Linked DNA regions of Mus musculus: all the other regions are linked to region 2. Evidence: chromatin loops called from intact Hi-C (ENCODE). Cell type or tissue: heart. All regions are shown on one strand.

Region 1 (4,000 bases), 150 kb before region 2:
TGCCCTATGAGCAAATGTTTTTTTCCTCTGTATTTATGCAACTATGCTAGAACCTATAACAAAGGACATGAAGAAACCTAACATGCAAAGGAGTTGGCATATTATTTACTTATATTTATAAAGAAACTATCTTATGCAAAACGGTTTGCACTTTATTTGTAGAAGGAATGTAAAAACTGTGAAATATAATGGTTTATGTTGAAGTCACTTCTAGCCTTTCACAAGAGAAGAATATTACTGAGAAAGCTGGGAGGTGGTACCACTGGAATGTCACAAAAACTAAAACTTCCTGGCTGTGGGTTCCAAGTTATAATTCCAAATTTACAACCTAAAAAATGTTTTAAAGTCCTAACAGTGTTCCAGCAAGGAAGAAGCCTTGGGCCATACACGGGAGCACAGGTCTCACTGTGCAAACAGCTTTCGCTCTCTATCGAATCATGGAGAGACTGCCTAGCTGAGTGTGGAGAGCAGCAGAGGTGTGTCTTCATCCTAACATTCAATAACTTAGTATTTCCCTAGAGAGACAGCATAAAGTACTAAAAAGAAAAAAACCTGACCATCCATCTCCACTTCACAAAGCACATAGGGAGTTCTTGGAATCATTCCTTTCTACCAGCCTAAGTTAGGGAAGTTTTCTGTGTTAGGCAATAGAACAATCACGCAACAGTAACTTGTTTCTCAGGCTCCCCTTCTGACTTATTTAATCATTTGCAAGAGTGAGTGTAGGGTACTCCACTATTGGTAATGCCAACCATGAATGCTAGGATTTAACCCATGTTTATTTATTCTAATAGGTAGTGATGATGATTCTATTGCTACAAAATGCAATGTGCAGTGCCTCTAAGGAATTGGGTCATTGACAATCAGTTATGCATACATTATGGTAGTAAACATATTTTAAATAACAACGAATCATGAAATACAGTTCTGGCTCCCATCAACTTGAAAGTATCTAAAGGTCTAAAGTCCAGGCTACCCTGGAAATGTGCTTAATTGTCTGTTACAAGCCTGCATACTCATTTTTATTTTCTTAGCTTTCACTTCCTTCCGTTTTCTTTAAATGTCAGAAAGAAGATGAGAAGTCACTCGGAGAAGGAGCTAATTATAGCACATAAGCATTCTGGAGAAGGCAGGAAGAAGAGGAAGCCACATGACGACAACTCTGAGAGTGGAACTGTCTGCCCAGGAGAAAAGAACTAGACAGGAGACAGGAGTGCAGACACTGCCCAGAGCTATAGTGGGGAACTGCCCAGACACTCTGGCTTCTAATTGCTTTACTTATGGACCATCTACTTACACACTTTTAAGAATTCGCCCCAACTGGCCCTCTTCAGCTTAGCCTCTACACAAAAAGCAAGTCAGAACAAAAGATCTTCAGGAACCTTCCAACCGCTTTCTATGCTTTGACTTCTCAAAACTTCTTCAAAATACTCTTTTAACTTAACGCTGTGAATTCCAAACATATAGAATGTGACATTCTTTCTTTTGTTGCACTGAGACTACTGTTGTTACTTGTCCCCTTCTAAGCTGGCTTTTCCTTTCATGCACGAACATTTTCAAATAAAAATTACCCTTTCCTGGTGTTTTTGACCATGCCTCTTCCTGCATGAAGTTAGTACATGCTGCCTAGGACTCAGGCCAATTGGCTATGAGTTAAACAGAGATGAGTGAAGCTTGGACCTTATCCTTACAGCCTCATCTAGCCAGGGGCTGGTGGTCAACTCTGGACATAGACTTGTAATGTAATTCTGACTTCTCTGCCAGCTTTGGCAAGTTATTTCAACTAGTCAGCATTCCAAGATCTCCTTGCACAAATGCTATGGCTATCATATCTGTTTCATAGTTGGAATCAATGAAATACTAAAGTACAAGTCTGAGAGAAAATTCTCAGTAAATGTATCTGTGTGATAATTGCTGAGGGTGGTACTAGTTACTGTCCCGCAGCTATAAGAAAATGCCTGACAGAAGTACCTTAAGAAAAAAAAGGCTTCATTTTGATCCTGGGGATCTATATGATGGTGGAGAAGGCTTGGTGTGGCAGTGTGATGCTGCTGGTCACATTGCATCTATAGTCGGGAACTGGTTGGGGAGTATGATGTGGCTGATCACACTGCATCCACATTCAGGAACTGGAGAGATGAGTGCAGACATTCATTTTAGGAATTTTTTTTTTCCTCCTTTTTATCCAGTCTGGAATCCTAGTCCATGAGATGGTGTTGCCTGCTTAGGGCAGATCTTCCCTCCCCAGTTACACCTCTTCATAATCACCCTCAGGGGCATGCTTTGGAAGTATTTGTCTATAAGGAAATGCTGAATCCAATAAAGTTGACAATAAAAAGTAAACATTGTAAGGGTTTAGTTTTGTTTAGAAGACTTTTCCTTCTAAACTCCCCTTTGCTTTTATTTTCCATCCTACCTCGCCACTAGCCACTAGAGGTCACTGCTTGGTGTTTGTTTATTTGTTTGTTTTTATGGTAAAGAAAAGATATTTTGGTGTCTGAGCATATATGGGGTCTGAGCATCATTTGGCTTGCCATTGCATAGGGACACAATAGATGTCAGCCTTATATTTCATCGACTTGGCCCTCTCTTCACAGTTCTGATCTTTGTGAATCATTCAGTGTAGGAGAAAGACACAGGTGCAATTACACATATAGTGCTCAGTGTCAAGGTGTTCCCTCTATAAATATTCATTCTGAAGTTGTGGGACATTAGGCTCTGAGAGGCAAAAGTGAGGTAGGCAGGACAGCCACAGCCTCTGCCTTCATGTGCATGTGGAGCCTTATAGATGGCAAGTACATTCATAAGGCAAAACAGAGACCTCTGGGAAGGTGTGGGCTTGGATTTGGCTTAGACTCTGAGGCAACACCTTCTACTACAGTGGGAATCTTATGTGCATGATGGTGACTTACAGCTGTCCAAACCCCAGTGAAATGAACAACTGAAATGTTTTAAATGTCAGAGAGGATACACAGGAGAACACCAATGTCCATTTATATGGTTGGCTTTAAATGGAGACTGAGGGGTAACCTTAATGTTTTCTAACCATGTCCTGGCTGGGAATGCCAGGGCGCTGAAGATGGATTACTTCTCTCTGTGTCCTATTTTGAGAATGAGAATGGAGAGTAAGGTATGAATTTGGACTTAATGCGGTAGGGCTGGAAAACACCAACTCTATCAACTGTATCAAATGGCTGAAGGTCTGAATTCCCAAGGCTTCCAGAGGCCTTCAGGTCACCGTGAAACTGGCTTGGCAGTGAGTTCATATAAAAAGAACAGCCAGCTGCCTAGCCATCTGTCCTGGGTCCGGTGATTCAGAAGGTGATGATGGTCTACTCACAGCTGAGCATGCAGGCAGGTCGAAGGCTGAGGCCTGGCCTTAGACCCCCCTCCTGCAACAGGACGGAGCTGGATGCTAGGTTAGGACCTAGCTAAGTTCCAGATTCAGCCCCTTGTTCCCAGCTTACTCTGAATTACATCATACTAACTGTGCCATAACCAAAGAGAGCTAAGGAGGAACCATGGAAGAACTTGGAAAGTGATGGGAGAGGCTAAGGATGAGCTTAGTTACAATTTCTGGGTCAGTTTCAGTGCTGTGGGAAGGGGTACAATCTTGACCTCAAGGCCAGAAAGAAGTCAAAGACTTAGGTTACCTCTATGCTTCTCGACTGGTTGCTAAGCAACCACAGCCTACTGAGCAACTATGAAGAAGATGGACCAAGCAAGTTTCTAAAGGGCACCACATCTAGGATTTGTGTTTCTGGTAAAAGAGACTGTTTGCATACAGGGCGGAGGCGCTTCTGGGGAAAACGGTAACAGGATCACTTTGAGCTTTTAGAGAAAGTGCACTTTCACTTTTACCAATTAAAGTTCTACCTCTCCCTTTCTAATTGAGCCCTTCCTTCCCTATCTGGGACAACAGAACGAATATGCCAGCTCTGTGTAGTTACTGGGAAAGGAAGTGGGTGGCTTCTGGGTCATTTATGAAGTGCAGCTGTAC
Region 2 (4,000 bases):
TCCACTCTCCTCTTCCCTCTTTTCCTTCTCATTCATTGCACAGACACTTCTTACTGGCCTTGCCCATGTATTTAGGAAGGGAAAGCTAAACGCACAGCCAAATCGTGCCCTAAAAGACATTGAAAACTAGGAAGTATGCTCTCTACTTACTTTCTGGGCTAGGAAGACCTGGAGGAGGCGGGGGGAGGCTGGGGCAGGTTGGGAGGCACTGGTGAGCTGCACAATTAAACTGTGGGCAATGTAAAAGCCTACAGATCGTCTTCTGCATCTGCCCAGTCACAAATCCTGGCAGGCAAGATGGCAAAGCAGTTCTGTGGGGACAGTGAGAATGACAGGTTTGAACTTGGTCTTCCTGGTTTGTTATTCTTCTTTATTGAATTCCCAGCTCAGCAAACCTAGAAGCCAAACAGGAGCCAGAATGGGCACATGGAAGCTGCTGGGTTCGTTGAGGAACTGTCTGAGATGACAGAGAGCCTGGTTCTGTTGTGGTCTGAAGATTAATATTCTCTTCGTGGTGTGTGCTTTGCTATCCTGCATCTTTTATCACCTCTGTGTGCCTGGGAGGTTTCCTGAGGGTAGAGCCTGCATCTATTGTGGCTAGTTGCTGTGTTTGTCAAAGGAATTCCTAGGCCCTCTCCTGTGAGCTTTGGAGCAAGACTGTGTAGACTGTGTAGACTGTGGGCATGCACTTAAGCTTTCTAAACTTCACATAAAACCTTATGTGAGCCTGTAATAAATATGTCAGGAATTTAAATTGCTACACTGCTTAAGTGTCCGAAGCTGAAAACATCTGTAAAGAAGAAGACAAATACTGGCAGGTTTTAAATAGAAACGGAGTAGGGAAGGACCTGTGTGGGGAGTGGGGCTGGGGTAATGGCCATTAGACCTGTCCTGGGGTAGTGGCCAGTACTCTTGCTTCAAGCCTCTCATTACAAATAGAAAATGCTGTCCTCTAGCCCAGTCACTACTGGGGAAAGAAGCACATGTCTCTAGTTCAAACGGGCAATATACAGTCTGGCAACTTGGCAAACACACTTGAAGTCCCAGTGGCACTGAGTATTTCTATCTGGTTTGCGCTATTTTCTAGGAATCCTGCCAGGGGACCCTAGAGATACACACTCACACACACACACACACACACACACACACACACACACACACACACAGAGTAAATTAATCACACTAAACACTATTTAAAATAACATCAGGTCACTCCGCAGACCTCCCGTGGTCCCTCAAACAGATCCCGGCTCCTTTCCGGGAAGAGCCTCACACCCTGCACCCTAGCCCCAGCACAACCACCCAGAGAGCTCTGCTCAGCCCCTTGATGTATCAAATGTGGCTGACCCTTGAGGTCTTATCTCTAGACTGCCTGGAGGTTTCTTTGTCACAGAGTTTCAATGTCACCTTCTCAGAGTGGCCCTTCCTGGCCAGTGAATGAAGCCACCTCAGTTTCTAGTGTGTAGCTCTGCAGAGAGTATCCCCACCCCACCCCACCTCACCCCCATACACACTCCACTTTCTCCAGAAAGGTAAAAGCATTTTCGCTTCTTTCTGCAGAGCTCAAGCCCCTGTCTAAGTGAAGCGAAGCTTTCTCCCCTCTCAAGAAAGGCAAGTCGGGGATCAATCAGGGCATTGTGGAAGGCTATCCTCCATTGGCTTCATGGGGCGAACTAATTCTCAGGCCAGCCAAACAATACTTAAGAAAACAACTGTAGAAGGATCGGGGAAAGCCAGCAATAAACTTGAAGAAATTTCTAAACTTTAAAACGCTCCTTGGAACAGGGAAATAAAGGAGAAATGGAGGGTGTGTAGGAGTGGGGGTGGGGGAGGCGAATCTAATTCTCTCTGAAATTGACCTTGCCCCCCCCCACCCCCCGTAACTCAAAAACTGCAGGACCATGGGGTCTGATCTCACTCTGCACTGCATCCAACCTGAAGCTGACACATGGCTTGGAGAACCCTGCCGCTTTTTCTGTCAATTCCCTTCGGGACCCTGCGGAGGGCTCTTTCTGAAGTGCTCATCACGTGCACAGCCCAGACTTCAAAGCCAAGCTTCAAGCCTGAGGTCCTGTGTGTCTGGGTGGTTTTTTGGGTTTTCTCTCTAATTTCCCTTCCTTTTCACAGCTGATTTTCTTCAGAAAAGAAGCTATAAAAAAGAACCTATTGCATTTCCAGTTCCCATCACCGCGATTTCCACATGGATGTGACGTGGAAGGCAGCTTCCGAAATGCCCAGGTGACTCACGCGGGGACACCCCGGGGCGGGACCTAGGAGTTTCTCCGGGCGGGGCGGGCACGGCTTAGAGCGCCCTCTGCCGGTCGGCGGCGCGCCACGCGGGTCACGTGACTGGAATTTCCATCGGAAATCCCCCTGTTGGCAAAGCATACAACTGAAAGGCAAAAAAGGGAACTGCCCAGTCTGTAGTCTTCGGAGCCGGAGGCGGAGCGGTGAGCCAGGCCGCCGAAAGACGTGCACACCCCCTCAGCCAGCGAGCCCGATCGGGTGTCCATGGGGCTCCGCCTCGGCCCGACCCCCACCACGACCCGGACCACGATCCCGGGCTGCGGCGCGCGCCAGTGACGGCCGGCCGGCCACTTGGGCTCTGCGAGGGCTCCGCGCGGCCCCAAGAGGTGAGCGATGCTCCGGCTGCGGGGTGCACGGCTAGCAGAATGCGGGGGTCCTCGGTCAGTGGGGTGCACTGCCAGCCAGATTCGGGGTGCACGGCCAGCTCAGTGTGGAGCTGCCTTGCGCTGGCTTTGCAGGGATCCTGGAGTTGGGGTATTGTTGGCCGGAGTTGAGGTCCCGGTGCCAGGTGTTTAGGTTGACAGCCCGAAGTTTCTTCAGCCGACTAGTTAGCTAGCTATTCCTTTTCGATCCTGCAGGGTGACAGGAGCTGCAGCTGGCTGATGAATAGTCAGTCACCTTTTGGGTTCCTAGGTCGTGTGGTCGTGGGTGACACCCCCCCCCCACTTGGAAATCAAGTGCAGCGTGTTCATAGGCACGTAGACCTTGCAGAACCGCGTTGGGCTTTTTTCCCATATTGTGCACAACTGGCCCAACAGGGGATGGGTTTCTCAGAGGCCACCAAATCCAACTTGGAGACTTCGGTCAGCTAACCTTTCAGTGATCTGTGGGAGGAGGGTTGCGGGGCGGGAGGTGGAGGGGAGGGGCGTGCTTTGAGATTGCCACTAGGTCTCTAGTTGCCACAGTTTAAGAAGAGTATGCATGCAGAAATGATTCTCTGGCCTGCTTGTTGGGGACTCCACTTTAGGTGGCATGTAAGACTCCCTGCTGCAGCCCCGACTCCACACTGAGATAGTGTGTTGTCAGTCCGGGTCCGTTGTCCCACATCCTGCCACCTGGCCTCTCAGGAAAGCTGAGGTATTAAGAGCTCTTTTTGGAGCATGCTTTGTTTTCTCCTGGTCTCTGATCTTTCTTTGGAAAGCTAGTCTGGTCAAGTGGGGGCACCGTTTGGAGAACTGATCACAGTTAGTTAGCCTTCTGATGTCCCAGATTATTGAGCAACTGATCCGGTCTCCATTCTTATTGTCTGAGATGCTACTTGGATCTTTTGCAGTTCTTTGTATGGATTTGTTTTGTTTTGTTTTGCTTTGCTTTGCTTTTTTTGGAGGGGTACTTCCCAACAGTTGCCCGAGGTATCTGTTGATAAATAATACATAAGTTTCCACATCGCAGACAAAAAAAAAAATCTGTTCAGAGTGGAAAAATAAAACTGGGGGAAAGACTTTGATGAGTAAGTTCTATAGAATCTTATTGATCCTGTGACAAAAATTGGGAAATTTATCTGTAAGGCAGTGAGGTAACAAATATATTTTTAAAAGTTAAGGGTAATGTTGTAAATTTTTTTTACCCATAAAACATTACAATAATATGTCAGGAAAATTTATTCTCTAAATGTGGGGAAATCCAAGAACTGGAAACTTGGGCAGAGGTTTAAGCTCTGTTTTAAACAGGTAGTGCTAGTGAGAGTGCTATG
Region 3 (4,000 bases), 110 kb before region 2:
TGCATCTGTACAGAAACCTCTGTCAAAGGAGGCAAAGCATATGGCCCTACGTGCTGGGCCCTTAGGTTGACAAAGCTGCTACTTCTCTTCCTCTGAGTACTTTCTGAGCTTCATCTGCTTATTTTTAAGATAGGAAAATACTTTTTTTTCTTTACCTAAGCTATTAGGAAATTCAAATGAGAAAACTAATTTGAACAAACTCTATAAATTATAAAACATTATTCAAATGTAACTTGTACCCATCATTCATAAGTCTATATTAATTTGCCCAGTCTATATTCCTTGATGCTCTGGTTAATACGTATAAAATACATGCAAGCCTTGTTCGTATCTGGAGTTAAAATTAAGAAGCAGGAATCTAAGGACACAGCTATAGGAGCCACCTTATTTTCTTTTCCTTTCAAGATAACCGAGAAGGCAGGATTCCTAGCAGACTCTTCACTCCCACTTACTCTACAAGAGATGCAACAATGACCTTATGGGATAACACAGAGTTCTGTATAGCTGAGGCCATTAGGACTGTGGATGCTGGAGCCAGACCATCAATCTGGGGTCGGATTCAGGATGGATCCTCACTGGCTGCTCATTCCTGGGAAGATTGCTCAGCATCTTTGTGTCCCATTTCCCTGCTGTGAGACAGAGATGGTGGTTGCTTACATAGAGCATGCTCCTTACATGTTACTATTTATAGTTAGAAAAGCCTCAGTGTGATAAGGTCTTTGTCCCTCCCCTTCATCTCTTAAATAGAACATTATCTTTCTTTCCTAATCCTTGGTTCTTTTTCTATTTTTCATTATCTTTCATCAGTTTTCAGTGTCCTCCCCCCACCCCCGGCACTTCTCTGGGCCAGGCTGGGATATGACGGCATATTCTCTCTCTAGACTTTTCCCACAGGTTGTTATAAAGAAACCGTTGCTTCTATGTCCAACCCATTGAACCCCAACAAACTTGGTTGCTTTTGCATTTGAACTACTGGATTGACTACTAGGTTAGACCCACTGTGTACCTCTGGGAATGACTTCAGCAATAAAAGGAACCAAGAAGGTTCTTTTCTCACGGAGTTGCTAAATTGACCTCCTTCTCAGAACTGAGCGATAAAGGGATGTGGGTTTTGCTTACTGGCCTCAAGCTACGTTAGACATTCATTTTTACAGATGCAGAAAAAGTGGAAGCCACAGGCAGACAGACAACTTTGTAAGGAGAGTCTCCTAGCATGTCTTAAACGCCAGACAAGCAAATTCTGCCAGGGTGTGAGGCCATCCAGGAATCCCCTGAGACATATCAAAGAGGTCTGTAAACATAAATCAGCCAGATCATCAAGTGTGAATGAAGATGTTACCTTAGACAAGCCGAGCACTTCAATTCACAATAGTGCGTTCATCTTTACAATCTCTTTTGAGCTACAGAGACCTACGAGTGAGTCAGGCCACATAATTCTTGCAGACAAAATGAATGTTTGAGAGAAGCTAAGTGACTACTAGAACTACACGGCTAGTGAGTGAGTGAAAGTGGGGACAGGATAGATTAAATTTCTCTACCTCATATTCTATGAAGCCACCCACAGCTCTGTCTGGTGAGCTGCTTTTATTGTCACCTTGAGAACCTGGAGTACCTATGAGGCACCCTGTCTGCATAGGCACACTAGCCTTAGGCTCCTAGGATCTGGCTTGCAGAAGACTTGTCTCCATGATTCCTCTCTGAAGAAGGAGAGAATGCATTTTTTACCCTGAAGTCTCACCTCAGCTTTCCTCTCATAACTTTACTTCCACTGATTCAGAGTTATGTGGAAGGGTAACGAATGGCCCCCTGGGAAACCAACTGTGTGCCTCTGCGCATGCTCTGTTCCTTGCCTGGCCCAAGAGGGCTGCTAAAGCATGAGCTAAATGGAAAACTGAAAACTCGGTGGCAAACAGCATGGAAGCTGATCTCAGACATGCTTGTGAGTAGTTTCTAAAGCAGAAGGTGAGGAGAAGGCAAACTTGTCCTATGGCCTGGCTGGCTTAGCTGTACGGCAATATACCCCATAGCGAGGCTTCGCACATTCGCTCTCCCTGTCCACATTTCCTGAAGTGTAAGAGTGGGATTTCATAGTTCCTGTAGCAATTCTCTTGGCAAACAAGGAAGATACTCTAAAGAGCTGCTGGTGCTCCGCCCTTTGCCTCGGAGACCAGGGAAACAATGGACCCCAGGAAACTGGAATTTCCCCAGGAATCTCAAGCTAGGAAAGGAAAAGGCTGGAGGCGCTTAGAGGGGGAGCTTGTCTCCTGGAAAGCAACTTCATACAGTTCTGACAACTTGTCAGACAATCTTGCAGTAAAGAGTGAAGCCTAGGCAGAGATGATGGGCAGAGCCATGCCTTGGGGGGGAGCTTTTTAAGATATATATATATATATATATATATATATATATATATATATGGAAAAGTGCTCTCTTCACACACACACACACACACACACACACACACACACACACACACACACATATGGAAAAGTGCTCTCTTGACCCTCAGATGGTCTGGCATATATTGGGTAAGGTAAACAAAAGTCAGATGTGTAAAGTCATCCACTATCAGTAGCGGTGATCCTATTGATTTTATTTTACCCTTTCTGAATCACAGTGCTCTATCATCTTTCGCCTTTCTAAAGTCCACGTGCTGGCCATGTAACCACTGAATCTTGACAGCATGGAGGAAAACTTTACCCTAATTTGGTTAGGTGTTTGTCAGGGACAGCACGCCAAGACCTGTGTGGTTTAGGATGGCGTTCTCATCGTCAAATTGCCTGACACCAGTGCCATTATGGTGTGTGGCATTACAGCCTCACAGTGAGTCCTGGAATAATTCTGGAACGTGAGAGCCCTACAGTCAGATCTTTTCCCTTCAGCTCAGGTAAGGAAGCGTCTGCTGCCTCTGGCACTGGAAGGCAGCATATAGGAGGCAACACTACCCCCAGGCTTACCACCTATGGATGTGTCAAAAGGCACAATGCGGTTGACAATGCCTGGCAGTGTGGGGATATGAGGGACAGCATCATCTACAAAGCATCTGGTTGGTTGTCTCATAAGGTCACTGATTCTATGCAAGAGAGCTCTATGTCATTGTCTTATGTTCTCCCAAAGGCTCCAGATACCTGCAAGTACCATCTCAACAACTGGAGATTTGACACCTGAATTTGGACAGGAGGGGAGAAGTCCACTCTTAGTAAACAACTTGGATCAACCAACAGGCAGAGATGCATGAGTGAGCATAGTCAGCCCTGTATCCCTGTGGTCACGTGGTTCCACAAAGTTGCCATGACAACTTTTATCAAGCTTGGTGCCACTAAAAAGAGAGATGGTGCATTTTAGAGTCTCTGGGGGTCTAAATAAGTTTTCCTTAACATTTTAAGTTCCTAACAAGTCATTTTTTTTAAAGGAGCTAACAGCAACAGGCATTTATCTCTACCACAGAAAGTAGTAAGTTATACAGGTCAGAGTTCAACACAATTCGGTATGTTTCTCCTAAGAGAAGCAGTTTATGGTCTCTGTGAAACAATTGTAATCACAACGCAGCTTCCACAGGGCTGAATCTGGGATTCATCTGGCAGAGTAGAGCTGAGCTTTGAGGTCCAGGAACTGCCAAAGGCAATGACGCACATTCAAAGAGAGGAAGCTGTTGTCTAACCAGAGCACATCCTCCTGGCATGCACAGCCGCTCTCCTCCCACTCCCACTCCCACTTTCATATTCTTGGTGCTTGGCTCACAACAGAGCCGTAGAAATGGCAGTGATGATGACAGATATTCTAGAGCATCAGATAAAAGTAGCATTTCCGAATCAGAGTTCTGATGTGGAGGCAGGTGCTCATAGACAGCTCCTGGTCTGGCGAAGAAAGACAGAAGTTAGGCCTCTTCTGCAGAACGAGTACCGAACCGGTGCAGCAGAGGCTACCGAGGAGCTGTAGGGTCTTTCTTTACCACTGATGGTCACAGTCACCAGCTCCTGAGGACTTCTTAGGAAAGTGA
Region 4 (4,000 bases), 78 kb before region 2:
TATATGTAATATATACTATAGATAATATATAAAATAATTATACTATATATACTATATATAGTATACTATATATATGTATGTGTGTGTGTGTATATATATATAAACATTATAGGCCAGATCTTTAATCAATAGAAGTTATTTTCTCAGTTTTGGCAAGAAAGTTCAGATCAAACAGCCTGTAAGTTTAATTTACTTTTCCTAGATTTCACATGGATTTTTTTTCTCTACTTGGTTTATTTGCTGAGGAGAGAATGCATGGATTTCTTTTACAGAAATCCCACTCCTATCCAACTGGGTCTAACCCTTATAACCTTAACTGACTTCTTAAGGACCTCCTTTCCAAATTGAGCTATACTGTGGTATATGATAGTGTATATGATAGCTTTCTTCAGCTTGTGAACACTGCAGAGTTACAGCTAGGGACCATTCTTAATATTAAAGCTACAAGCAAAATAAGGCAATGTAGTGTAGAAACCATCATTGGATTCTATATGAAGGCTGGAAGAGAAAGGCAGAGAATGGCTTTGCCTGACCTCAGCTGAGCTCATCGACTATAGACTCTGTCTTTTTTTTAAACTGTCCCCTCTGTTGCCACAAATAATTGCAAAAGTGCAGCAAATATAGTCATGTATTATGATTTCAACATTATGGGAACATTATGAGGCAAATTTTCACACACACTAAAAGGCTACGACATCACTAACATTGTAATATAGGAAACCATTATTGTCCGTATGAACTAGAAGATCATCATAGGGCCCTATAACTATAATGATTTTCAAGCAAGTTCACACATGTAGGCTATAGACTTTGAAAATCATCCATATGCATTTCTGATAAATTAAGGGAATCCTCTAAGGAAGAACTTCCCCACTTACTGATTTGGATCTTAGAAAAGGGGTTATCATGCAGAAGGGCACATGCCAGCAAATGGCAAAGACAGTAATGGGCCAAAAACACCAAAATGCTCAACTATATGAACACTTCTTGGTTCTCCTGCCTCACACTAAACTTAGTCAAAAAACTAAAGTACTTGAGTACTTTATCATGGTGCACGCTTGTAATTCTAGCACCTAGGATGAAGAGGTGGGGTGATTAGGGTTCAAAGATAGCCTCAACTACATAGTAAGTTCAAGACCACATGAGTTTTAAAGATCACAGAGTTTCAAATAAAAAAAAATTTTTAAAGAAGGAAATACAGAACAAAAGGAATTAAGAGAAAGAAAAATAGGAAAGAGCTAGAGAGCTACCTTCCTGTTCACACTGACTGACTGTTACAACCCATTTTTTTTTCAAGGTTGAATTTCGGTGACTGAGGCAAGGCTTCCTGAAATACTTTATCCACAGACCACACATTCAGACAGACTAAGAGATGCTTCAATTACAGGACCACTACACTTTAAACGAGACTGAGCATTTAATTTTTCCTATGTTTACCAATGGGAAAAAAGGACCAGTTCCATGAATTGATACACTTTGTGTTGTGTTGTGTCTATCTGGGTGGTAAGATGAAATACATAGATGTATGTTTTGGAAACGTGTTCCTCTCCCAATCTAATGAGGGAAATAGATGCTTAGTCATTTGTCATAAGTGACAGGGCACTTTAGTTCACTGGTTTGCTTTACCCAGAGGGCAGCAGTGAGCTTTGGTAACGCTGTTAGCCAAGAAGGCAACTGTACCAGCGCAGATAGGAGGAAGTGTCCTCGGAGTGTCTCAGGAAGGCTCTGGCGGATACGCATGCGCGATTCTCACTGTTTTCTGTGTGGATGGCAGCAGAGCCCTGGTACCAATTCATCCTAGTGCCCAAGCTGAGATACCTAACTTGGGATATCACATACACCCATTTCTATCTATGGGAACTGTATTCGGTCTGCTCACTCCTCGTTTCTCAGAAGTTCTTCCTGTTTATGATGTTGTTTCTGACATTTAGAATGTGCGGGTTACAGGTTGGCAAGTTGGCCAGCCAGTACTTGCTATCAAGCCTGCGTGAGCACCCGAGTTTAATGAGTAGGATTCACATGGGAAAAGGAGAGAACCGGCTTCTACAAGGAGCCTCCTGACCTCCTTACACACACCATGGCTCAGAGACACTCATATACAAATAAATAAATGTTAAAAATAATGTTTTTAATGTGCTGGTTATTTTCTGTCCCCTGAGATATTTACTGCCCCTTGCTGCCTTGCTTTGCACATGAGGAAGGAAGTTCACCCTTGGGATAATGTAATCAGTGGGTCTTGTGGGACAGCCTCCAACTGGGTTCTGATATGAAAAGTGACCTCTACTCTCTACCTTCCTGCTCCAATCAATGTCTCGTGTGTGTATGTCTGTGTGTGTGTACGTGTGTGTCTGTGTGTTTTTATGTGGAAACACTTATGTGTGGGTCTAATTGGATGTGTGTTTACCGTGCAAACTCTCTTTAACATGCTGCATCTTGAATACCTTCTTGCCCATATTCCCTGCTCAGGCCTGTCTTCATCACCCTGTGGCTCCGAGGGATTGCCTGAGGATGCTTTCACGATCCTATTGCCCCTGCAGTCACAAGCATATGAGGACTCCCTGCCATTGCCACTCACCCAGCACGTGAACAACCCTTATTGTATCCTTTATACTTGCCTGCACGCTTAAATTTCTTCACTGAAATTACTTGATTCAGTCAAAGAAGTTAGAGTTTGTTTCCTTTTGGGACCCTTCCTGGAATTCTGAGTAGTCACCAGTCCACTCTTTGTGATGCTTCCTCCCCCACCCCAAAGCCTTGGGTTTGTCAGCTTAGGGCACAGGTCATTGCTTTCAAACCCCTCGCTGCTGCTTGTTAAAGATGCAGACTCCTGGGTTTTACTTGTGAGCACGTTCTCCATCAGAATCTCTGGGTGTGCTGGGCAGTGGTAAGCACACCTCTAACACGCTCCTACCGAATAAAATCCTTGTAAGAGTTGAGTCTCCATGTTCCTGGACACACCAGTAGTCTTCTAGAATCCTCCAATAAAGCCTCTCATTATGGATAAATCCAAAATGAATAATTATACGCATTTCAAGCAATTTAAGCTTCTGGGACAGAGAGGATGTAGATTTTTTTTTTTTTACTTCGACCCAGTCAATGTTTGGAGGCTGCTTTGTGTGAATTCTTGCATCTCGAAACCACACCCTCTCAAGAGTACTGAAACAGAAGAAGAAGAAGAAGAAGAAGAAGAAGAAGAAGAAGAAGAAGAAGAAGAAGAAGAAGAGGGAGGAGGAGGAGGAGGAGGAAGAAGAAGGAGGAGGAGGAGGAGGAAGAGGAGGAGGAGGAGGAGGAGGAGGAAGAAGGAGGAGGAGGAGGAGGAAGAGGAGGAGGAGGAGGAGGAGGAGGAGGAGGAGGAAGAAGAAGAAGAAGAAGAAGAAGAAGAAGAAGAAGAAGAAGAAGAAGAAGAAGAGGGAGGAGGAGGAGGAGGAGGAAGAAGGAGGAGGAGGAGGAGGAAGAGGAGGAGGAGGAGGAGGAGGAAGAAGAAGAAGAAGAAGAAGAAGAAGAAGAAGAAGAAGAGGGAGGAGGAGGAGGAGGAGGAAGAAGAAGGAGGAGGAGGAGGAAGAGGAGGAGGAGGAGGAGGAGGAGGAGGAGGAAGAAGAAGAAGAAGAAGAAGAAGAAGAAGAAGAAGAAGAAGAAGCAGCAGCAGCAGCAGCAATAACTTGCATTAGTTTCTAGTCACTCTGTATTTAATGGCTTTAGAAAATAACCATTCATTATCTTCATGTTTTCTGAGCTGGAGACTCTGCTCTGGCTTCCATAGGCTGAGGTGAAGGAGTGGTCCATGGTACATTCTGTTCTGAGCCCATAATCCTTCTCAAACTCACAGTGATGATAGCAGAATTCAGTTCTTTGTGGCTTTAAGACTGCAGCTCCATTCCTATTGCTGGGCTATCTACTAGACCTACTGGGCCAACCTTGGCTCCTCGAGTCTGCCTGCAGTTTGTACTCATGTGGCTTCTATAGGCCCTTACTCAAACCACTGAATTATCTCTCTGTTCAC
Region 5 (4,000 bases), 62 kb after region 2:
ATTTCACACGTTCACAGATTATCTGTATAACATTACTATCTCCAAGTAAGGTTCCAGCGAAGGAGCTGGACATCAGCACTTCAATGGACACCTTGTGTAAGAACACAACGCAGCCTATTGTTCGTGAGGAAGTGAACTTAGACCTCCGTTTTTTGTTTGTTTGTTTGTTTGTTTGTTTTGTTCCAATTTGTGTTATATGAATGTCTTAATTGGGCATTTTAACATCTTGTTTCAAAACTTAATAGGGCTTTTTATATAATCATTAATTATAACATCACCATATAGAAAGAGATCCCAGTCATGTGGCTTTGGGATCATGAGAATTCTGCTGAAGGCAGCTTGTTGACTTTTGACCTAATTAAGTTCTGTGCTGGTAGTGAAAGCATTTCCAGTTTTCTTTTAGTCTACCTCTCTAGTCCTCCATATCTTATATGGAGTTCTAAAATATTCCATGACTCCTTCTGTATTCATGACTTCTGGATTCTAGTAGTTATACATTAGATCACAAAAGTTTTCTTTTTTCTTTTCTTTTCTCTTTTATTCTCTTTCCTTTTCTCCTTTCTTTTGTTTTCTTTTCTTTCTTTCTTATTGGACAGAATCTTATTTAACTCTAGGCTGCCCTGGAACTGAACTTGCTATGTAACCAAAGATGACCTTGAATTTCTGATCCTCTTGTCTCTGCCTCACCACATTCAATTTATGGGATGCTGAGGTCAAAGTTGGGGATCGTTTGGCGCCAGACAAACATGTAACCCTGAACTATGCCCTCAGCCCTGGAACATAAAAATATTAAACAGCCTAAATACATTTCTTTCCCTTCACACACACACACACACACACACACACACACACACACCATTAATCTTTTTACAAATCTAAAAGAGAAAGATTTTTCTCTTCAAAATTTAAAAACAAAACTATGTAAGGTGCTATAATCTAACACTTATACAAGTAATAAAATTTTCATTGAAGAAACATGAGAGTCAAAATTTTAGGAATCAAAAGTCTTTAAGATCATCCTTCATTTTCAGGGATGAGAATTGCAACCCCCCAGATTTTTTTTTATTTGTTTGTTTGTTAGAAAAGTATGTGTGTGTGTGTGTGTGTGTGTGTGTGTGTGTGTGTGTGTGTGTGTGTGTTTGTGAACACTCATATTTATACTTATGCACACTGTGTGGTTGGAGGACAACTTGCAGGAGTCAGTTTTCTCCTGTCAAGTGGATTCTGGGGATTAAACTCAGGCCATCGGGTTTAGTGGCAAGCATCTTTATTTCTCTTGCTCAAGACTATTTATTTAGGCTCTCCCTACCCCAGAACCTGAAATATACCTGCTTCAAAAATCACCTTCAGAGAGGGCCTGAAAACATAGTTTAAGACTATCATCTGAAACATTTAGGCCATACCTCTAAACTCAAAAAAGTCTTTGGACTTTAGAGTCACAATTCAGTATACATTGCATGATGTCCTCAAGAGTGTGAGGGGCAGATTCTTTTTCTCCAGCACATTACTATCTATATAACAAAGGATGTGTGCATTTCTATGCCAGGTAATCTAAATGGAGAACTAGGCTTCAGATAGCAAATGGGTCAGATTTTATACTGTGAGTGTATAAAACAAACAACCAAACAAAATAAAAATGTATACCTTCCAGAGTCTTCAGTAGTCTTCACAATTTGAGAATTCAGATAAGTGATTGCTGGCTGCCCTTCCTATCTGAGACAGATTTCTACGCTTAGTTTGCAAAAGAACCAAATTTGATTGTTTGGAGTATGGCTAGGAACCGGAATTTTGGCAAATAAATCCGACAACTCTGATGCAAGTAGCAGGGAAACCCTTCAAGAAACAGTGCCCAGGCCACAGTATTGGGGCCTGGGAAGCAGATGGGAGCCTCTAGCAGGTTTTTTCTTGTTTTTTTTGTTTGTTTGTTTGGTTGGTTGGTTGCTTTTTGTTGTTGTTGTTTTTTTTTTTTTTTTTTTTTTTTGGGGCGTATGTCTCTTCCAATATGTTCTCTTAAGCACCAACTTGAACCTGAAGGCAAGTTTCACATAGTTATTCCAAATTTTAATTGGATATGAGTGTCCAAAAGGCATATACATACAAACAATCAGAGCAAAACAAAGAATAAGGAGGGGAGAATTGTTACTTTAACTTTATTCCTAACTGATGACACAGTATTCATTCACTACTGATTGTGTTCTGGGGGTCAGATACTGAGACCAGGAACTACACAATCACAGATTCTATACCAAGTTGCTTTACACTGACTAACACTCTTCTATTGCTAATTCCTCATTCCTTCTTTCCTACATTTGGTAGAGCCTGTGGGCACAGCAATAGAAGCATCTAGAACCTTTCAAAGCTATAGCTCCATCTACTGGACTATAAGAAAACTCACCAGTGACCCACCACTCATAGAAGAGCATTAGACTAATCCCCGTGATTGAGAAGGCTTTGGTATTAATTAGGTTAACACCCAGAAAAATGTTCCTAATATAGTTTGTGCTGCTGAAGATGAACTGACCTTTCTTACAGGAGGCTCCCCTTGCTCCTGGGCTCCTAAGACAAGCACAGAATAGAGCTCTGTTTCTGATCCTAGTGACAGGTAGTGTGCTAGGTAGGATAAATTAGAACAGCCAGAATCTCTTTCCTGGGTCTCCTGGACTTGGCCTTCTCCCTGTGTGTCCTGAAGCAGTTTGTTAGATCCCACTTACTATTTCCTCTGACTCCATTCTTTTCTCTGCAACTCTCAATGCCCACTACATTCACCCACTAAGGTTCAGATTCCAACCCCTTCTATGTGCCTGCTTTGTTAGGCTTACTTCTTTGATGAGTTTGCATATAGAGAGATCTGTTATCTCTGCACAAGCTGCCATATTGGGGTCTGCTGGGAGGCCCTTGATCTCTCTGTAGGCAGGTGTGCATCTCTGCAGAAGGGAGCAAGAACCAAAGGCAGATAGATCAGTACTCACAAGCAAGAACATAACATGCTATTTTTAGACATGCTGTCTTCTACAGAAATGGAGGATTTGAATAAGTAGAGGGCAAGAACAGGGTGAGGAGGGTAGAAAGAACATTTGTGAGTCTGGGAATGAATATGAGCCATGGAGAAGCCATGAAGGCACAGAGGTGGAATGGGGAACCCCCTTCCCAGTATCAGCTCTGCAAGAGCAGAAACTTCATCTGGGTTATTTCCCAGGTTATCCTCTGGGCTTGAACTGCAGGATCTGATGGCAAACACGCAGTATTTGACGGATGAGTGAGTGAATGAGGGAGAAGATATAGATGGGTGTTGTAGTAGTGTTACAATCTACCAAACAGCACCTTAAGAAGTACCTAGATGCCTGTATGTTTTAGACTGCTTTAGGAACATCCATGGTGCCTAGAGACCACCTAGGGGAGAATCTCTCAGAGTCTGCCTAAATGTGGAGTTTGGAGTGGAAGAGCCACAGAGGCCACGCAGAGGGTTCTTTCTGTGTCTGACCCCACAGGAATCCTCACAATCACTGCCTTCAGAATTTGGATTCAACTCCTTATTAACTAATGACCTGGAACAAATTTCCCTCCTCACATCCCTGGACACTTAACCTCTGTCTCTTCTATCAGGATTCGGGTTTTTCAGCATTCAGACTGGAGGAGGATCCTTTTCTCCGGGTATCTTCTCTCCTTCAGGCCACGGGTTCTAAGTTCCTGTATATGCAAACAGACCCATATTTTTATCTCCTGTCAGACCCCAGATCTGGACGCTTGCATGGAACCCTCTCATTCAACTCCTCACTCAAGTGCCTCCTTTCTTTGCATACCCTATTTCTTTCTCAGAACCTGTTTTTACTCTAATCATTGGTTATAAGATGATTAGATGCTGAACTTAGAGATCTTTTGCTGGCTAGTGCTTTCTCTCATCCCCCCCCCCCAAACCCATCATTCAGTCAAAATGACTCTACCTCAAAGATAAGTAACAACATCCGAGTGTTCATGCCTATCATCTTGACACTTGGTAGAT
Region 6 (4,000 bases), 170 kb before region 2:
TCTGCAGACCTCTCCCTCTGAAGAGCTCTGAAGCAGATACACAAGCGACGCAAATCCCAGGCAGGGCTGCTGCTGGGAAGCAGGGAGCCGGAGAGTCTCCGCTGTTCCTGACTGTGGGCAGATACACAAGCAACGCAAATCCCAGGCAGGGCTGCTGCTGGGAAGCAGGGAGCCTGAGAATCTCCGCTCTTCCTGACTGTGGACACCTGGTGGAAACCCAATGCTGCTGCTGCTGCTGCTGCTGCTGCTGCTGCTGCTGCTGCTGCTGCTGCTGCTGCTGCTGCGAGGGTGGATCAGGCTTCTCTGAAAGAGAAGGAAGAAGGCGAAGCACACAGTCCAGGCATAAAGCACAAAGCTTAGTCAGTTCCGTGTCCATGGATTCTACAAGCCACATTCCACCACCTGCACAGTGAGTTGTCCCAAGCTGATTGGAAGCAACAGGAAGAAGAGTGTGTACAAATACTAAGCCATTTTATAGCAGGAACATTAGCATCCACAGGGCTGCTGAAACAACCCCCAGGCTGGCCTCACAAGCCGGGATCTTTCTGCCTACTAAGTGTTGGTTTACAGCATGTCCCACCGCACTCCTCTAGAAACGTTAGCTGAGGAGAATTATGGTCAGAAAGGTTGAAAATGGTCGCTTCTGGCTGCATATGCAAATGAGATCAGACAGCCAGACCAGGTATCCTCCAGGAAAACTAAGAGAACTCACTGTGTTCTGTGTCTAGCATGTAAGGGTTGCCTAGCCATCTCCCAGATCCATATGGTGCCAGTTTTCTGCCAGTGCTCAGGACAAAAAATCCTGGGGTTTTTGTGTCCTGGACCACTCTTTTGCATAGCTCTCATGAATCTGTCATTAAATTTTGACGTACAGAATCTCATCATTTCTCAACCCCCTACCCCATTATAAATGCAGTGCAAGCCAACAGTGTCCCTAGCTTGACTGAATTTAGGTCTCCTATGGATCTCCTACCTTGCCTATTTGCCTATTTTCTATCTAAAAGGGCCAGCTGGAGTAACTCTTGTAAGAGCTGTGCAAAATTACAGGGTTCCTTGGTTTAAGACAGTAGTGACTCCTTGCACTTAAGACTAAAACCCAAAGTTATAGTATAGCTTAGTAGATTTGCTTGCCCAGCGTGCGTGCATGAAGCCCTGGGTGTAAGTCTTACTGCTGGAGGAGGAAGGGCAAGACAGCTTCCTCAAGAGGAGTTGCCCAACCTGTCCCTCTGTACTACCATGAACACTGTCTCAGACTACCATTCCAGACACAGCCTGGGTCCTTTGCACAAACTCCCTCTGACCCCCACATCTAGTATATTCCTATTCATGCCTACAAGATTAACTCTTCCACACACTTGGAGTCTCTGTTCAGATGCAGTTTTCCTAAGGCACACCTTGATCACCCCCCCCCCCCAAAAAAATGGTGACCTGCCCCTCCACACACCTTCCTTCCCTGCATGCTTCCACCTAACTACTTATTACCAGTTCCTACTGTTGTGGCTTTAGGGCTAAAGATTTTAATTTCATTGCTCATTTATGTATCTGAGCATCCAACAAGAAGAGTCTGTCTATCTATCTATCTATACACACACAAACACACACACACACACACACACACACACACACACACACACAAACACACAGAACCACAGAACCATGGCCATTCATTTCCCTTGAAATAAATCTCACAAGTATACATAGTTGCCTAATTAGTTAAATTGTATTTGCCACTAAGTGATTATTTTTTCCAGTGTAAACCCTTTAAACATAGAATTCTGTTAACTTTATTTAGGCATCAATTTCCTTTTGTGAATGAACTGAGCCTCTTTGATAATGGAAGTGGTGGGAATGCAATGTCCTTTTTCACTCAAAGACAAACCATCCAGACACTGGAGAACGTAGAAGCATCAGGCATCAAACACCCAGGAGCTGTTTTGTTTGGTGTAAAAGCTCCCCTCTGCACACGCTCTCAGAAAGCCCATGAAGCAATCAGAGATCTGAAGGATAAGAACAGAGTGTTCTTTGAAATCTCTCAGACGTGCAGACAGGCTCTTCTTCCCTCAAACCATCCTGAAGGGGAAGTGTGTCGGCTTGGACAGTCAGGAGCCGGTGTGGGAATTCCCCCCGTCCCTTTGGTCTCCCGTATTGAGGAGCTTCTTCCGGGTTAAAGATAGGTCATTGCCAGCCACAGTGTCTTTAACTAGATCTAGGCTGCTTGGGAAGGAGAACTTTAGAGAGCAGGTGAAATGAATCTTAGTTCTCCCCCACTCCCAAGATAGTTTTAAAACAAGTGGCATTAAAAGCTTAAACCCTGCAGTTTTACAGAATTACCAATAGATGGCAGCACACGACTCTGCTTCACCAATGAGTGACGTCACTCTTCCTTTTCACGACCACTGACAACACTCAGCTTCCTCAGCTGTTTGACGCGGGCAATTGAATCTTGGGTGGTTGTTTTGTTTTGTTTTCTCTCCACCTTTCTCTAGAATAAGCTTCTTATTGACCTCAAACCACAGTCAACAAATCAACCGTGCAACTGCGACCTGGAAGGAACGCCAGGGGAACTCAAAACAAAGTAAAACAAGCCACCTGGGCACTTTGCAGGGACATCAAAACTTCAGCAAGCTGATCGCTGGTAAACCACGCTGGAGGCCAGTGCTGTGCAGAGGGGCATGTTGAAAAGAGAAAAGAGCTAACGTTTTTGTGACTTACTTTATCAGGATTCCCAGTCTAAACCTGGAAAGGTTTAACTGGGACACCCTGGAGTGGAGGCTTCTGACCTGCCCTCGGAATTTCTCTCCAGTTCCAGGACTCCACTGCGAGTAGAAAAGTTTCAGTAGATAAGACTCCAATAGAGCAAAACTGTCTCCTCTATCCACGACACTGTATTTTAAAACAAAAAGCTCTGGCCAAGCTAGACATGGTATCATACACTTGAAATCCTGGCACTCAGGAGACTGAGGCAGGAGGATCGTGAATACTCAGTAAGGCCCTAACTCAAGATACTAAACCGAGAGAGAGAGAGAGAGAGAGAGAGAGAGAGAATATGACAAGAGATCCCAACTGATGAATAGATAAGGAGTCTTCATAATAAGGAGAAAAAAAAAAAAACCCAACCAATGAAACAAACAAACAAGCAAAACAAAACAAATAAAAACAACTGCTTTGGTGTTTTAAGATCCAGGCTGGCCTTGAAATCTCAGCACTATTTCCGTCTTAGTCTCCCAAGTGGTAGAATTACAGGAGGTGTGAGCCTCCATGAGTGACACCAGATATTTCTTAAGAGAAACCAAAACTTCTTAAACCTGGCTATTTGAGCTTCATAAACCACAGAGCACATGAAACGGAGCACAGTTTTGCTTGAGAACTCAACTCTGTAGGCCGTAGCAAGCATCATGGGATGGGGAGGGACTAGATCAGAGTACATCACAGTACACAGAGTCCTGACGGTAACATCTGCTGTGGGTTACGGTCAAAACAACTTGCTTAGCTCTGCCGTGGACGGCCTGTCTGCTTTTTGCTTCTACGTTATCTGTAGTTCAACATCAACAAGACCATAACCACCTAAAAGTGTCATTTAATGAGTAGACTGTGTAAAAGATCTGAATGGCATGAAGCAGAAACTGAGTAAAGGGTCCCATCAAAGACTGGAGAACAATGCGGGGAGGGGAACCAGACTTACTCATCTTTATAGTAACTCTCACATACCCAACAATACCCACAATCCTCAGCCCCCAAGGGCTAAAGCATGTTTATGGTGTCCTATGTCTTAAATTTTAGCTTAGAAGAATCTACTATCTGGTTAAACAAATAGATCTAGGGTTAAAATGTAAATGTCTTAAGGGACCCAGGAAGATAAAATAGAGAGAACAGCTGTCCAGGAACAGCCTCAGGTTACCATGAAGATTTTATAAGGAATATACTGTGATTTTATAAGCAGTGGACTGTGAGAGGTAGCCTGGTCCTCCCTTGAGCTAAAGGATTGGAAGCCCCAGAGACC
Region 7 (4,000 bases), 580 kb before region 2:
CCAAATAGGGAATCTGTCAATAACCAGGACAACTAGAAATAAAAAATGGTACATGGTAGCTGCTGCCTCCTCTTCCTCCTCCTCTTCCTTCTCTCCTCCTCTTCCTCTTCCTCCTTCCTCCTCCTTTCTTCTTCAGTTTTGTTTGTTTGTTTGAGATGGGGTTTCCCTGTGAAGCCCTGGCTGTCCTGGGACTCACTCTGTAGGCCAGGCTGGCCTCGAACTCAGAGATCCACCACCCCTGCCTCCTAAGTGCTGGTATTAAAGGTGTGCACAACCACTGCTCATCAGTGGTAGCTTTCTTGTGTTCCAACTTCCCGAAGCCAAGCTGGTATCTCATTCTCTGAACCAATAACCTTCTGTTTTGGGTTAAGCCAATTAAAGCCCCATTTCCATTCCTTGATATTAATACACAACAAGAATTCCAGTGGTTTCCTATTTCTCTCCTGCCACACAGTCTGTTAAAACTCTCCCACTAGTTGAACATACCACTTCATATCCCTGCAAGCACATTCTCTCTAAGCCTCTGGTTCTAAGCTACATCTCTCTGAAAAAGTCTTCCCAGAGTCCCCTGAATGAGGTTAGGTACCCAGTCTTGATTTCCAGCAGCCTGAAAGTAAATTCAATCTCTGATCACAGTGTACTTCAATGGACAACAGGGACAGGCGACTCCCCCTGGTAATTGCTGGCAGTGGGATGGTTAAGAATTTGTACTCTACCACCTAGTAAGTGGCTCCTACCACTTGGGCAGCCCCGTGTGCCTCACCATGGATGCAGATACCGGTGGCACTTTTAGTAGAGGTGACTGTAGAAATAGATCTGTTATGTGAAAATAGACAGTGCCCAGCATTCAGTAAGTCATAACTATAATTCATCTACCTAGCCCTTGGTACCATGTCTATCCTAAGGGATGTCTAAGGATTTGTTTGCTTAATTTTTTTCCATACATGCATCCTATATTTAATTTAAAATTTTAAATTATGAAAGCACAAGATTTTAATAAGACATTTTCATACATATTGCATACATACCATTATTGCTTCTGATTCATTCCTTAGTTGCTCCTGGCTCTCTGTTTCTGGTCACCTGCCTCCCCCAAGAGTCCTCTCTTCTACATTAATGTCCCATGAGTTTTATTACCCTGCTTTTGCTTGTTTTAAACTCTTCTTCCTCAAGATCTCTTCCTCCCCTCTCATGATTTCCTACACACACTTCTCTGGGGTTGATTTATCATAAGAAAACATGGTAATTGTCTTTTTTAATCTGGCTGTGTAACACAACTAACACTTTTTCTGATTCCACTGTTCTGCAATTATGATTTCATTTTTCTCTATAGCTCAGTGGAACTTCAGTTTGAACATGCACCTCATTTCCTTCATCTGACATCTAGGTGGTTACATCCTAGCTACTGTGAAAATCAGGTCAAGGCAGGATTGGAATCTGCACGCCTAACTGAAGCTCCTGGAAACCATAGGAGGGGTTCAGAGCTGGAACTCGCCTGAGAGTTAAAGAGGTCTCCCCATGCCTTCCAGCAGCTGGAGATTGGGAACTTCTCAGATACTTACGATTAGGGACTGGAAGGGCATGAAAAGTTTTATTGCTGTCTCTAGAGCTCTAATCATAAAGAGGAACTATTCCCAGCATATATGTCCTGGGAATATATAATCATTTGAAATCAAAGGCTCTGAGGATTTAAGCTACGAGAAGAACCCTTGCATCTCAACACTTAAACGCCAGACTAACAAACAAATCAGAATCTCTTAGTATCCGTTGGCACCCCTTTTCCTTCAGAGGATTCCGACTACAGATTGAAAATAAAGTCTGTAAGTCATACACACAATGCCAAACGCTGCCGTGGAAACTAACTGTAAAACAGACCACAGATTTGTGTTGTGTCGGCAAAGAAGAGGCGAAAGCGGCGTGTAAACCGCGGAGCCCCCGGGGCCCCTTGGGGCTGCCTTGCCCAGGGCGGCGCAGCAGGAACGCAGGGACTTCCCAGCCCGGCGCCTCCGGCCTGGCCTCCCGCCCCAGCCCGCAGCGGCTCGGAGAGATTACCCGAGGGAGGCTCAGGATCCTCAGTGCTCGTCAAAGCTCCACTCCCGACCTTCGCAGACAGCATCAGGACCACCAGCAGAATCATCCTGCCAGCTGCCGCCTGCGGGCCCATTCCTGCGCGAGGGACACCTCTGACAGGGGACCCGCGCTGCCCGTGGCCTGGCCTTGGCGTCACGTCCGCCGCAGACTAGTCGCCAAGTCCGCAAGCGGCCTGCCGGGGAGCTGGGTGGGGCCAAAACCAAAGCTTGAGAGACCAGCCTGGGACTGAGGGGCGTGGCTTAAGTGGGAGGCGGAGCCTCACGGGGCAAAGGGTTAAAAGGCAGCTCTTCAGGGGCGGACTCAGGGCGGGGGTCTAGCCAGAGAGGCGGGACCAATACGCAATCTCTTAGAGTTGATTGGAGGTTGGGAGTAGAGGTGGGATGTGAGGCGGGGTCTATACAAGGAGGCGTGTCTTGGCGGGTCTAAAGTGGACTAGGACATGGTTATAGGCGAGGTCTGGACTGGGGAGCCAGGCAGTGCGCTGCGTGGGCGGAGAAGTTTCACTAAGTTGGAGAAGGGGTGGACTAGCCTGAGGTTTGAAACTGTGGGCTCTTCTCTGTATTCAGGACCTGGACTGTGGATACGTTTGAAACTCTGACCGGAACCTTACCTTCTTCAGCCTGACACTACCTTCCTCAGTTCCTCATTCTGGTTATGTAGTAACCTGGGGTTGGAGATTTTTGCCTCAGTCCACAACCAGACACCATGCTTATCTCATCCCTCAGCATGAGGCGTGTTGGAGCCTGAGGTGTTAGAGAAGTTACAAAAATCCTTCTCCAGTTCCCACCAGTTTTGTCCGCGGAACTTAAACTTCTGGTTTTCAAGACAGTTTGTTCAGACTCCCACAACGCAAATCCAATGTGCTTGGCTAGCACTTTATTCTTAGCAAAAACAAACTACCACCACAAAAAGCACATGCCCATTTTAATGATGAAATGTCAAAGGGCGGATCACTAAGTAGTCTTTCATCAAGAGATCGTCCCTCTTGCCTCTCTGACCGCACCGGTTAGTTTAAATCTCTCTCATTCCCCTAAATTCACTTTAGTGACCTTGCACTTACTATAGACAACACTCTTGTGCTGCCTCACTCGCCTCAGCTCTCTTTTATCACCATGTCTGCAAGGAATTTGAATGCAACCCACTCTCCCCTTCTCTTTACTCCACTTTATTTTTAATAACACATTTGCACCCCCTCCTACAATATGCATATTGATTTGATTTTCTCTGCTTCCTAGAATGCAAGCTCTATACCGTAGAGAGAGATACTGGCATGACATTCTCTGAGTCTTCCAAGCAAAATGTTATGAAGACATTCTGCAGACTTGGAGTTACCAGCTAAGGCTTGTTATTTGTCTTGATTAATTAACGAATTAATTATGCTAATAGCCCAGCATTTCTCAGACTTTGACGTCAGGATAAATCTTGGTGACCTTGTGCAGGTTCAGATTCAGTACATATGATTCAGGTTAGACTTCAGTTTTCTGCATTTCTGAAAAAGGTACACAGCAAATGTCTCACCCTTGGTGCTACAGATGTGAGTACTTGGAATAAGAGTTTGGGTGTGCATCTGATATGCACCTCAAGAAAGGCATTTCTGGTCATTGTATGGCACAAGGATAAATTACTGTACTTTGCTGTTTAGGAATATAGAGTAGGAGAGACCGCACCATGCGGCTTGCAGATTTTGTTGTAGTTGAGACTCCATGTGCCCCAGGCTGGCTTACCAGGAAGCAGATTATGAAGTGATGGAAACAGTCCTTGAGAAGTGCTGCTGGGATAAACCTCTGGGATAAACCTCTGGGATAAAAGAGAGGTAGCTAGATCTGATTGTGAAGACATGTCAACCTCACACATTGCTCCAAAGTGGGGATGGCTTTGTAGAGTGTCCTCCATGGGTATAGGAAGTGAA

What was found. Hi-C counts contacts between places; a loop is a spot of excess contacts. Peaks named below come from ENCODE experiments on the same cell type or tissue, not always from the same donor. Only the 100,000 strongest peaks of a DNase experiment are listed, where the experiment ranks them.
Region 1: a loop joins it to region 2, with 2.3 times the contacts of the local background. A loop is called at or near these places in 8 of 42 quality-filtered maps.
Region 3: a loop joins it to region 2, with 7 times the contacts of the local background. A loop is called at or near these places in 5 of 42 quality-filtered maps.
Region 4: it touches region 2 in a loop (2.2-fold over the local background); 8 of 42 quality-filtered maps call a loop at or near these places.
Region 5: it touches region 2 in a loop (3-fold over the local background); 16 of 42 quality-filtered maps call a loop at or near these places.
Region 6: it touches region 2 in a loop (6-fold over the local background); 34 of 42 quality-filtered maps call a loop at or near these places.
Region 7: it touches region 2 in a loop (2.3-fold over the local background); 2 of 42 quality-filtered maps call a loop at or near these places.

What each region holds. Positions count from the first base shown.
Region 1 is chr10:19,167,910-19,171,909 of GRCm38, reverse strand. The region is part of intron 2 of Gm20139 (predicted gene, 20139); the gene reads right to left. Among named protein-coding and RNA genes, the nearest start is that of Gm20139, 28 kb to the right of the region's middle. In heart, a CTCF peak has its summit at 2,437 (motif pointing right); a DNase peak (open chromatin) is centred at 1,159; H3K27ac peaks cover 1,713 bases.
Region 2 is chr10:19,013,786-19,017,785 of GRCm38, reverse strand. Tnfaip3 (tumor necrosis factor, alpha-induced protein 3) reads left to right here and starts at 2,376. Exons shown (of 9, transcript NM_009397.3): 1 at 2,376-2,633. In heart, a CTCF peak has its summit at 2,335 (motif pointing left); DNase peaks (open chromatin) are centred at 2,325 and 3,015; H3K4me3 peaks cover 2,557 bases; H3K27ac peaks cover 3,333 bases.
Region 3 is chr10:19,122,063-19,126,062 of GRCm38, reverse strand. No RefSeq gene overlaps it. Among named protein-coding and RNA genes, the nearest start is that of Gm20139, 18 kb to the left of the region's middle. In heart, no CTCF peak of the experiment used is centred here; DNase peaks (open chromatin) are centred at 2,162 and 3,662.
Region 4 is chr10:19,092,165-19,096,164 of GRCm38, reverse strand. No RefSeq gene overlaps it. Among named protein-coding and RNA genes, the nearest start is that of 1700124M09Rik, 7.0 kb to the right of the region's middle. In heart, a CTCF peak has its summit at 1,620; a DNase peak (open chromatin) is centred at 1,724.
Region 5 is chr10:18,952,242-18,956,241 of GRCm38, reverse strand. No RefSeq gene overlaps it. Among named protein-coding and RNA genes, the nearest start is that of Tnfaip3, 61 kb to the left of the region's middle. In heart, a CTCF peak has its summit at 2,380 (motif pointing left); no DNase peak of the experiment used is centred here.
Region 6 is chr10:19,184,501-19,188,500 of GRCm38, reverse strand. All of the region lies in intron 2 of Gm20139 (predicted gene, 20139), which reads right to left. Among named protein-coding and RNA genes, the nearest start is that of Gm20139, 45 kb to the right of the region's middle. In heart, a CTCF peak has its summit at 2,355 (motif pointing right); no DNase peak of the experiment used is centred here; H3K4me3 peaks cover 1,528 bases; H3K27ac peaks cover 998 bases; H3K27me3 peaks cover 1,025 bases.
Region 7 is chr10:19,590,250-19,594,249 of GRCm38, reverse strand. It overlaps Ifngr1 (interferon gamma receptor 1), which reads right to left and starts at 2,301. Exons shown (of 7, transcript NM_010511.3): 1 at 2,053-2,301. The coding sequence starts at 2,164. In heart, no CTCF peak of the experiment used is centred here; a DNase peak (open chromatin) is centred at 2,379; H3K4me3 peaks cover 2,028 bases; H3K27ac peaks cover 1,628 bases.